Regions from separate parts of the Homo sapiens genome. Here region 2 is linked to region 1. Evidence: chromatin contacts called from ENCODE Hi-C or POLR2A ChIA-PET data. All regions are on one chromosome and are shown on one strand. The core of a region is the stretch at or near the end of the contact, and the rest is flanking DNA. Distances in the headings are between cores, read along the strand shown. Region 1 has its middle 27 kb from the start of LINC00702. Region 2 has its middle 55 kb from the start of AKR1E2.

Region 1 (5,072 bases), core at 2,111-4,610:
CCAGTCAAACTGACACATAAAAGTAACCATTACAGCTCTGCAGAAAGTCTTCGTCTAAATAGAAAAGTACAGGTATAACTGTAATACTGTTAGAGTAATTCTTTTTTTCATTATGGATTTACTATAGTGCAGCCTTTTCTCAATAGAATTTAAATTTTTTTCGGTATACATATTCTATGAAAGCACAAATGTCTTTGCTAGTAAATATTCTTTAAAAACACAATCTCCAGTTTCATAGCAACCAAGATTATGGTTAAATATGCAGACATTTGGGTTTATATAGTAGTCAAGAAAATACATTTCCAACAAGATCCAAACAAAAAGCAAAACTAACAAAATCTCACTTTTCCTCCTGTAATTTTTTTACAATAATTAACAAATATAATTTCTTCCATTTCTCCAGATAAAGTTCAGTACATACTAATATAGTTAACAAAAATTTAAATTTTTTTTAGTAGCAAGCTTGCCTGATGGAAATGGTACTCCATTTGAGCGCCTTGGTATTAGAGTTTGATGAAATAGTTTTGATGTGTTTATTTATGTTTATCTCAGAGCAAGAGAGTAATGATAGATGTTTCTGATTTGGTATAATTGAGAAATCTAGATTAAAATGTAATCCTCTTTTATTTTGAAATAACACAAATTATTTCATCATCTTCTTTCAAAATGGCCATTAATGATTTTTCTCAAGGAAGTTAAATTTTATTCACCATATTAATTAGTTCTAGTCATTCAAATGAATGTACTAGTCTTATAAAGTAATTATGCCATAAAACTGTCCCTTTGAAATGTCAATAAACCTATTTCTACTTTTCCATCACAATATTTGTTAATATAGATGTCACATTCTACAAGGACAAAAAGCCACAAGCAACTGTAGATTGAAATAAGTCGTTGTAACACAGAATATTCCCATTTATATTATTGAATAAATAGGTCTATCCAGTTTACAAGTAAGAGTAAAATACAAAATCTTTTGCAGAACAACATTCATACATTTCATTCCAAAAGATCTAAAAAATCAAGAATTCTACAAACAAAAGCAAAACAAATTGTGTTAATTCTATACCCTGTTTATGTTTGCGAGGTAAAATATATATATATATATATATATATATATATATATATATATATATATAAAATAAATCTAAAACACAAACTTCTATTAAAAAATCCATGAAAAAAGAATGCACTTTTAATGAAACAATACAGCAGTCAAGAACCACTCAAAACTCAGAATACTTTAACGGGGTGGTTATTGAGGAAATTAAATTTCCAAAGCTTGTCCCCTGAGACCTAAGAAAGTTAGACAAGTAGAAGGTGGTGCTGTGTTTTATCTTGGTCACTGAATGTTAAAAACCCGGGTGGGTGGGTGGGTGACATAAATGCTCATTCTCTGCTCATGACACTAAATTGGCACAGGCCCTTCAAGAGCAATTTGGTGGCATTAAGTAAAACTGGAGACAGTCATGCAGTTTTACCAAGTAATCACATTTGTAGATACCTGAAGGAAGCCTCAAACTTACATTAAATGGGAAAATGAGGCGAAGTGTAAAAAAAGAAAAAAATGAAAAATATTAGAAAACAACTTAAAAAAAAGAAATCTTGCTTAAAACAATCTGTACTATCCATAAACATATGATAAAATATTACCTTCTTGAAATAATAAAAAAATCAAGAAAAGATAAAAGGAACATTCAGATAGCCAAGAAATAGGATTTGGTGTGAAATACAATGAGAAGGAAATATCCTAGAACCTAGAAAGTAGAACAAAGGAAATGAGGGGTTAGGTCAAGGATGAGAACAGTCAGATTTTGGGAATAGGTAATCAGCACTGAGTAAAACAGAAGGGAATTTCCAGGATAACAACTGAGAGAAGCCCTGGGCTGGCCACTGGGTACCAGTTGCAGAGCCACCGTCAGATTGCAGCAGAGGCAGAGGCCCCAGGGGACCCAAGTAAATGTCCCTTTGGTTGCTGCTCTGTCGCAGAAATCTTTTTATTTCCCTGTGGGAAAATTTCATTCTTCCCTAAATTCTGACTGAACACATTAAAATATTGTCAACTCATTAAGTACACTGACTTAAAAAAATCAAAATGGAACATACATCCAATTGCCTTCTGAAAAAAAGAGAACTTTTTTTTGAGATCTCACATGTATGACACTGGTGACTGCCTCCTCACTTTTGTCAGATTTAATTGGAAGCTGCAGCAACAAATAGCTCCCGCATTTCAGCGGCTTGCGGCCCCTGCATGTTGTTGCTGGTGTTCTGTGGAGTGTGCTGGAGACTACAGCTCCCTACGCTACTCCTGTCTTCTTCTGGGACCAAGGCTGGATAAGCGTGGTACCCTGCAGCAGCTAAGTGTGTCTGTGCCTGCTAAACGAACTGCAAAAGGAGCTGCATGCTACCAGCAAATCCTAGACACATGTTCCTAAAAAAGACTAGCAAAAAAAAAAATAAAACATCCTTCACTCCGTGCACTATTATTAGAATCAGTCTTAAGGAGCATAACAGAAGAAAAGAAAAATAACTGAAATATTCACACCACAGAATACTACAAAACAGTTAACAAGTTTGCTTGGGTAACAGAATAAATTCTCCAAAAACTTTGTGACAAAAATATGTAAGAAATGGAATGTGCAGTGTGAGACACTTAAATTTTAAAATAGATAAAGCACTGCATGAAAAATTCATGAATATGCATATATAAAGGTAGCATAAAATATGAATAGGGTGACTGAAAACAAATTAAGGGTAACAGGTTATCTCAAAAGGGGAGAAAAGGGGTATTTCAGGGCTCAATAAGGGACCTCATGTTTAGTTTAATTTCTTTGAAAAGTGTGAAATGCATATGCCAAAATATGAAGATTTAAGAAAGCTGGCGGTTCATTATGTTATTCCCTATACCTTTTTTTATTCTTCATAATAAATTCTAAAATCTCAGACACTATGTAAACTGTAAATGCCCCTCTTATTGTCATCATTGGTGCAACTTGTGCAGCCCTGGGCAAGTACCTTCTGAGTACCTGGAGGTAAGGCTGATTATCTGCTTCATCTACTGGCATAAAATGAAAACTTAAAAAAAATGAATCAAAATTATGACCTCAGCAAAACTGGAGACTAAAATTAACATCCCTTCCCAAAACTCACCCTATCACCTAGTACCAAACTGACAAGTCATTGTGCTTATATATTCATGTGCATTCTTGCTAACTGACAGTTTCCCTTACAAAACTTTTTGCCCATTGTCTATCCTCTGCCTAATTCTTATCCTTCCCCAAATGCTCTCCAGGCTAAGTAAGAACAGATACACATGTAGTAGCCGAGATGACATCACAGCTCCAAGATTCACTTCCTGTGGCTGTCTGTGTTCTCTTACTGTGACGGTTATGGGCAGCCGGTGAGCAGGTCCTGCCCAGTAGTCCCGAATCTCAAACCCTTAAGGCTAAACTCACAGGAATTTAGCAAACATGCAACAAAGGAATGTAAAGGAAACAAACACATTACACAGTCCCTGTTTGCTCTCTTCCCATTTCTCTCTCAGGCATTTCTAATAGTTTTACAAAGTATAGCTAAAACAGGGAAAATGTACAGTTTTCCTAAAGCTAGGGTGGCCCAAGCCTAAGGGAAAAGAAATGTAGAATATCCCTTTGTGTGGGATCATCGCAGAACCACCACAAATCGATTTGTATTTTTTTAAAAGCAATAGAAATTTCATTTCCAAAAAAAAAAAAAAATCCTATGCTAACCTCTAAATTTTTATTTATGTATGTATGTATGTATGTATGTATTTATTTATTTTGAGCTAGGGACTCACTCTGTCACCCAGGCTGGAGTGCAGTGGCACAATCATGGCTCACTGCAGCCTCAAACTGTTCAGTTCAAGTGATTTTTCTGCCTCAACCTCCCCAGTAGCTGGGACTACAGGTGTGTGCCACTATGCCTGGCTAATTTTTTTTAAATTTTTTGTAGAGAAAGGGTCTCACTTTGTTGCCCAGGTTGGTCTCGAACTCATGGCCTCAAGCAATCCTCCTGCCTCTGCCTCCCAAAGTGTTAGGATTGTCGGCATGAGCCACTATGCCTGGCTCACATGCTCATTTTAGCCAGGGATCATTAGCAATAGCGGTTATAGAGTCAAATCTGTGTTTGTGATTTTTGGATATTTTATTGCCTGGAAGGTAAGAATTAATTGATTTTTTTAAGTTTGCTTGTGATTATATTATGTTCCTGAGCCATGAATATCATGCAAACCTTGCAATATCTTGCTGTGTTTGGCACTCAGAGTGTGGCTCTTGCTGACATGAAGTGAAGACTGCATTGGCTCTGACTTAGTCACATGCAGAATCTGAAATCCGATGAGCCCAATTCTAAATCTTGGGTCACCTTTAGCCTTACCTTTGAATTGTTTTCTTCACTTTCTTCCCTGGGAGAAAGCTCATTGCTAAAGACCTATGATAGCTTCAACATTTGAGTGAATTTTCATGCTATAAAATGATATGGGTTATTTTAAAACAAAATAGTACAAAATAATTTATCATTCATAACATTTTTCTATATCCATTTGCTCAAGCATGAGTTAGAATCCTCTTAAATTAAGGAAATGAAATTTCCTACACTGTTCTCTGGCATGGAAGCAGCATTCATTATGCATCTCCTAAATTTCCTCTTTACACCACCTCCCCTAAGGAAGGAGCTTGAACTCCCATGGAGAGTTTTCATCTCTTCTCATGTTTCCCTTCTTCAAGTCAATGGCCAGTCCTAAGCCACTTTGTTTTTCCTATCTGTCTAGTTTTATCTCTTTTCCCATCCCCGTGTCCATGGCAAAGCTTGTGGCAAGTATAGGTAGGTAGAAATAATTAATGCTGCGATATGGTTTGGCTGTGTCCCTACCCAAATCTCAACTTGAATTGTATCTCCCAGAATTCCCACGTGTAGAGGGAGGGACCCAGGAGGAGGTAATTGAATCACGGGGGCCAGTCTTTCCCATGCTAGTCTCATGACAGTGAATAAATCTCATGAGATCTGATGGGTTTATCACGGGTCTCTGCTTTTGCTTCTTCCTCATTTTCTCT
Region 2 (5,127 bases), core at 2,048-4,547, 500 kb before region 1:
TTACATTCCAATTGTTTACTCCTAGTATACAAAATAATTATATATGTTAATATTGTTCCCTGTGACCGTGATATACTCATTTGTTACTTATATATATATATTTTTTAAATCTACAGAGTCATTCATGTGACAGTTTTATGTCTTCCTTTCCCATTTGTATATTTTCAATTACACTTTTTTGTCTTTTTGTGCTAGTTAGCATTTTGGGCATGATGTCAAGTGAAATCGTATGGGAGGACATCCTTGCCATTTCTAATCTTAAGGGAAAGTCATTAAGTTTCTCACCATTAGGTATGATATTAGCTGTAGGTTTTTGGTAGATATCTTCTTATCAAGTTGAAAAGGTTCCCCTCTATTCCTAGTTTGCTGAGAATTTTTATTTTGAATGGTTGTGAGGTTCGTCAAATGTTTTTTCTGCATCTATTGATATGAGCATATGATTTTTCTTCTTAGCTTGTTGTCATGATGGATGACATTGATTGATATTTGAATGTTGAATCATTCTTTTGTATACTTTACTTCAGGTATGAAATGATCCCACTTGGTTGTAGTGTATTTCAAAAAATACATTGTTGGCTTTGACTCACTAATATTCTGTTGAGCTATAATTATAAGACATGTTGGAGTCTAGTTTATTCTTCTGTAATGATTTTAATCTGGCTTTGGTGTTAAAGTAATTCTGGCCTCATAAAAGGTACTGGGAAGTATTCCTTCTGCTTCCATTTTCTGCAGTGAAGTTTATAAAGTTTAACCTAATTCTCCTGGTTTTAATGCCTAAGCATCACCCACCACTGTGCCTCACATGTCCCAGTGTATAATCTCTCTGAATCAATTTCTTTCTGTGTTGGGGAGGTATGGTTACTAGTCTCAGATTAATGGCTACAAATATACAGTTTGATAAAATAAATAAGACTGATAGATTAGTAGGCTGATTATAGTCTACAATAATTATTGTATATTTCAAAATATCTAGAAAAGAATAATTTAAATATTTCTAGCATAAAGAAAAGACAAATATTCAAGGTGATAGGCATCTTAATTGCGCTGCTTTTATCTTTATTGATTACGTGAATGCAATAAATTATCACATGTATCCTGAAAGTGTGTACATCTATTATACATCAATTAGAAAACATTTAAAAACTCAGAGAAGGAATCCTGGATGCCCGATCACTATTTATTCCACCTGTCAATTGGCCCTCCTGGTTTTGAACCCCATCTGATCACTGCATTTGCAAAACTCAGAACCTCTCGTTTTTTATCTTTCCCCATTCTTCAGTGAAAAATTCTCTTAGGATTCAGCTTCCTTTGTTCCGCTAAGTCGGTTTCCACCATCCCGCCCAAATATTTGTTAATGTATCTCATCCACTGCAGCCTCTCCTTTCAGTCACCTGTCTGTGAATTTATACTTCTTCTCTATAATTTCCTTAGGATTTGTGGAAGGAGCAGACATAGGCGAGCATGTGTCTAATCTACTACCTTTACCCAGAGTTTCTATAATTTATTTGCTTAGAAATGTTATGAAGCTTTTACAAAATCATATGACATCCATAATGCATTATTTAATAGAGCAGAACCTTACATTTTATGAGTTTATCGTTCACGCAAAAGTAATAGAAATCTGAAGGAGACTTGAAAGGCTTGAGGCTGAAAAACATCTAATTTATGGAATTTGAGAATTGTAGCATCTCTGGGGTAGAGTTGGGTGTTTCTCTTTGTGGCAGATCTTCTCCTTACTCTGGAATAAAATGATTTGATGAGTAAGTATAGTTTCATACACATGGTGAAGTTTCAGTATAAACTCATGCAGGATTGAGGTTGGAGCCTAGTCATTATTCTTGGTACAAAGGATTAACCCAAACGCAGTTTCTTCATTCAGAGCTACTGTACATTTATTTAGAAATGGAAATTGGGTATATAAACAAGGCAGCATCTTTGTACAATAGAGCATTTTACCCCTAATTTTAGATTTGAATTATTCAATGAAGAAACATGAGGCATATGCTTCCGGGAATGTGGAGGTACATGATCTCCACTCAATGCTCTGAAGAACATTCCATGGCAAGGACGTGGCTTGACTAACATGTCCAACTAACGATGCGCTCTTCTTTAGAAGGTTGTTTAAGAGTGGATAAATATGACTTTGGGGAAAATGGAATATTTCATTTGTGGTTTTTGGTGACCAAACCATTTCTGAGTTTCCGCTTTCCTCTTAAGTAAATAGCTATGTTTATTGTCAATTAATGTGGAGCAGGAAAGAAGACAGCACCCAGATTTCTGCCATTGTTTTGAGAAAGGATATTGGCAGGTTTTCCCAAGCCATCTCCTCCAACCCTCCTTGACACCCTTTGTCCTGGGATCTGGCTCAGTGGACACAGTTATGGGGGGTGGCACATATTCTCAGAGGATAGGAAGTTTATGGGGAAGAAGGGGAATGAAACCCACATCCAGAGACAGAATTATCTGAAACTTTAACATTCAGGGACTCTTGTTTGATAAATCCCTGCAAAATCCTGGGAGAGGCTTCCTCCTTGGCAATATGTTTCATAAGTCATGTTTTATAAATGGCTGCTTTTTATAGAAATTTATTTAATGAAGTAGAATCAGATTTTCTTCTGATTCAAAACCCCAGGAATGGATGAGTCATATGCCCATTTCCTACTCTAACTGCTCTCCTTTCTCCGCTGGAACTTTCTCAGCCAAAAGCATCATTTGGAAGAAGCAAAAACAATCTTATCTAAATGGATGTGTGCAGAGAGGACTTTGTATTTACAAATAATTTGTTTTATTTTCTGCTTCCTGTAGATGGAGCTAAATCCTTAAGCATATGTTTACATGTGATGGAATTCCCAGGAAGGAGATCTTTGAAAGACAATAATAATATCTGCTGCTGAAGGCTTTTAATTCTTTGGACAATAAGTGGTGCTACACTGGGCACAATTTGGTGCTAAAGAAAGAAAGTTATTTGTAGGCAGAATCCTGTACCTGCCTCCTAGTCTCTGCAGAGAACAGAGAGTTTGTTGTTGAATAGAAATGGCCAGCAGTGTTACTATTGCTGTATTTTGTATTTTATCTAAGGTCATATTCAACTTCTTTTTTTTCTCATAAAAAATTAAACTGTTAAACTGCCCATTATCCATTGTCCTTTTACACGGGTGTTTCCTGGTCTTGTCTGTTGCTCAATGTGATTGAATGACCATGTATGACAAATAGTAATGAGCTCATAGTATTTCCCTTAGTCAGTTAATAAACAGTGCATATCTTTGGAAGAAGAGACACACTTTATTACTTCCCCATATGGTTTCAAAGGGATGTGAGAGCACAATGAGTCAGGCCAACAGGAAAACTTAAAAAAAGAAACGGAAAAAAAAGTTTTTAAAGAATCTTATTGTGTTTCTCCCAAGTTGCTCATAGCAACTTGTTTATTAATTCTAGAAATAGGCAAAGAAATTTTATACCTTAATAAGAAAAGAAAAAGACAATATTTTAGGGAGTTTAAATAATATTTATATGGAAAACAATTTTATTAAGTGAATTCACATATGTCTTAAGTGCTTTTTAGTGTATCCAAGACAGCATTAGATACATGTTACTTCTTAAAAAAATAAATGACCCCTCAAAAAGTTTTTAAGACATTTTTCTATTTTTTTCCAATCAGCTTCCATTTTTGTAACTAGTATACTAATTCACGGCAAAGTAAAAACAAACCAATTATAACATAAAATATTACTTTGAGATATTTTGATTATTTTTAAACGTCATAATTATTTGAAATCAGAAAGCAAAAAATGCTGGAATCAAAGTTAATTTCAGCCTCCAAATGTTTAAACTGTGTATTAAAACCTCTCTCATCTTATGTAAATTTTAATTCTTTAAAGTTGTGACATTTTCAAAAATCAAATATATATTTTATTTGGATTAATACATAATCTTGCAGAATGAGTTTATTATAATTTTATTCATATATGAGCTTTAAATTTATATCCCAAATAATTCTCAGAAACATTGGAGTACTCAGTTTTGTAGGTTGGTTAGCATTTTGATGTATCATTTACTATTAGTTTTTAGAGGTTAGAGCATCAATGAAAAGAAATATTGGTAATATAGAGGCAAGTTCTGAAATCTGTGGTTTCCAAGTCAACATTCAGGATTATTCTTTTAAAAAAATATAATTAAATTTTCTCAAAGTTACATTTACTATATTACAAATAGTCTCTTGTTTTGATTTATTAGGAAGACGTTAACAGCATATTCTTTTTTATGCAGTTTTCTTAAGACTCCATTAAAACAAATGGCTTTCCGGTCCGTGCCCCCTTCCAGGTCAGCTAACAATTTTATATTGATTTGCAAAAGAGGCTCCATTATAAAAACCTTTTGTAATTATCTAAATTCCATGTGTTTAGGAAGCTTTTGAACCATCCAGGAATAAGCTAATTTCCGTAATGGTGAGAAAGAATTGTACAGTGGATACAATAAATGCTTGTCTACTTACTTAGGCTTGTGTTTGAGTCTGTAAGTGCATGATTTGCTAATTTTGTTAAAAAAATAGTAAAAATTCTAATCTTCATTTGTATTGTTTCCTATATAAAAAAGCAAACCATTAGCAATTATAGTCCTATTTCTTAGTCATATACTGTCAATCAGCTATCTTGAAGATGGAACTGGGAAACCAGAACTTATATTCAACATGATAAGGAAATTTGAATTCATTTTATATACTATAAAGTTTATAAAAGTTATTAATAAGTAACCATAAGAATGGATTAAAAAATATTTAAAGCATACCAATTGACAGATTTGTAAATATCATTGAAAAAGTCAGAGATAACTTGGCCGAGATATCTATAGCACCTTTACACTTTAAAATTTTAATATCAATATGCCTTCTTATGAGTTATGTGTTTGCATATTGACTGTGTTCAAATTTGTTATTTCAAATTCCCCTTTGTTTAGGACTCTTGAAAGCACACAGGACTAACTGAGTTAGGGCAATGGGCTTCCAGTGCCCTCTTGGCTGTCACCTTATTTAATAAGGCCTGGCTTGTGCAGTCACTAGTTGGATTGGATTATGTTCTTCCTGACATTTCCATTCACTCTGTTGCCCAGCCCTAAATATGTTAAGCAAGA

Evidence for each region. A loop is a pair of places that touch in the nucleus more often than their neighbours do. ChIA-PET counts read pairs that join two places held with the same protein, here RNA polymerase II (POLR2A). Pooled maps may share reads with other maps.
Region 2: a map of PC-9 shows a loop between it and region 1 (4-fold over the local background). The contact joins two enhancer-like sites. A Hi-C loop is called at or near these places in 2 of 168 maps with a recorded cell type or tissue (PC-9 and heart right ventricle) and 2 of 50 pooled maps. POLR2A ChIA-PET finds 5 or more read pairs at or near these places in 1 of 52 experiments (activated T-cell).

Annotation. Positions count from the first base shown.
Region 1 is chr10:4,268,604-4,273,675 of GRCh38, reverse strand. No RefSeq gene overlaps it. Among named protein-coding and RNA genes, the nearest start is that of LINC00702, 27 kb to the right of the region's middle. Within about 2 kb of position 3,360, at least 5 of the 41 ENCODE cell types and tissues checked have a DNase peak (open chromatin) inside an H3K27ac peak, as active enhancers do.
Region 2 is chr10:4,769,046-4,774,172 of GRCh38, reverse strand. No RefSeq gene overlaps it. Among named protein-coding and RNA genes, the nearest start is that of AKR1E2, 55 kb to the left of the region's middle. Within about 2 kb of position 3,297, at least 9 of the 41 ENCODE cell types and tissues checked have a DNase peak (open chromatin) inside an H3K27ac peak, as active enhancers do.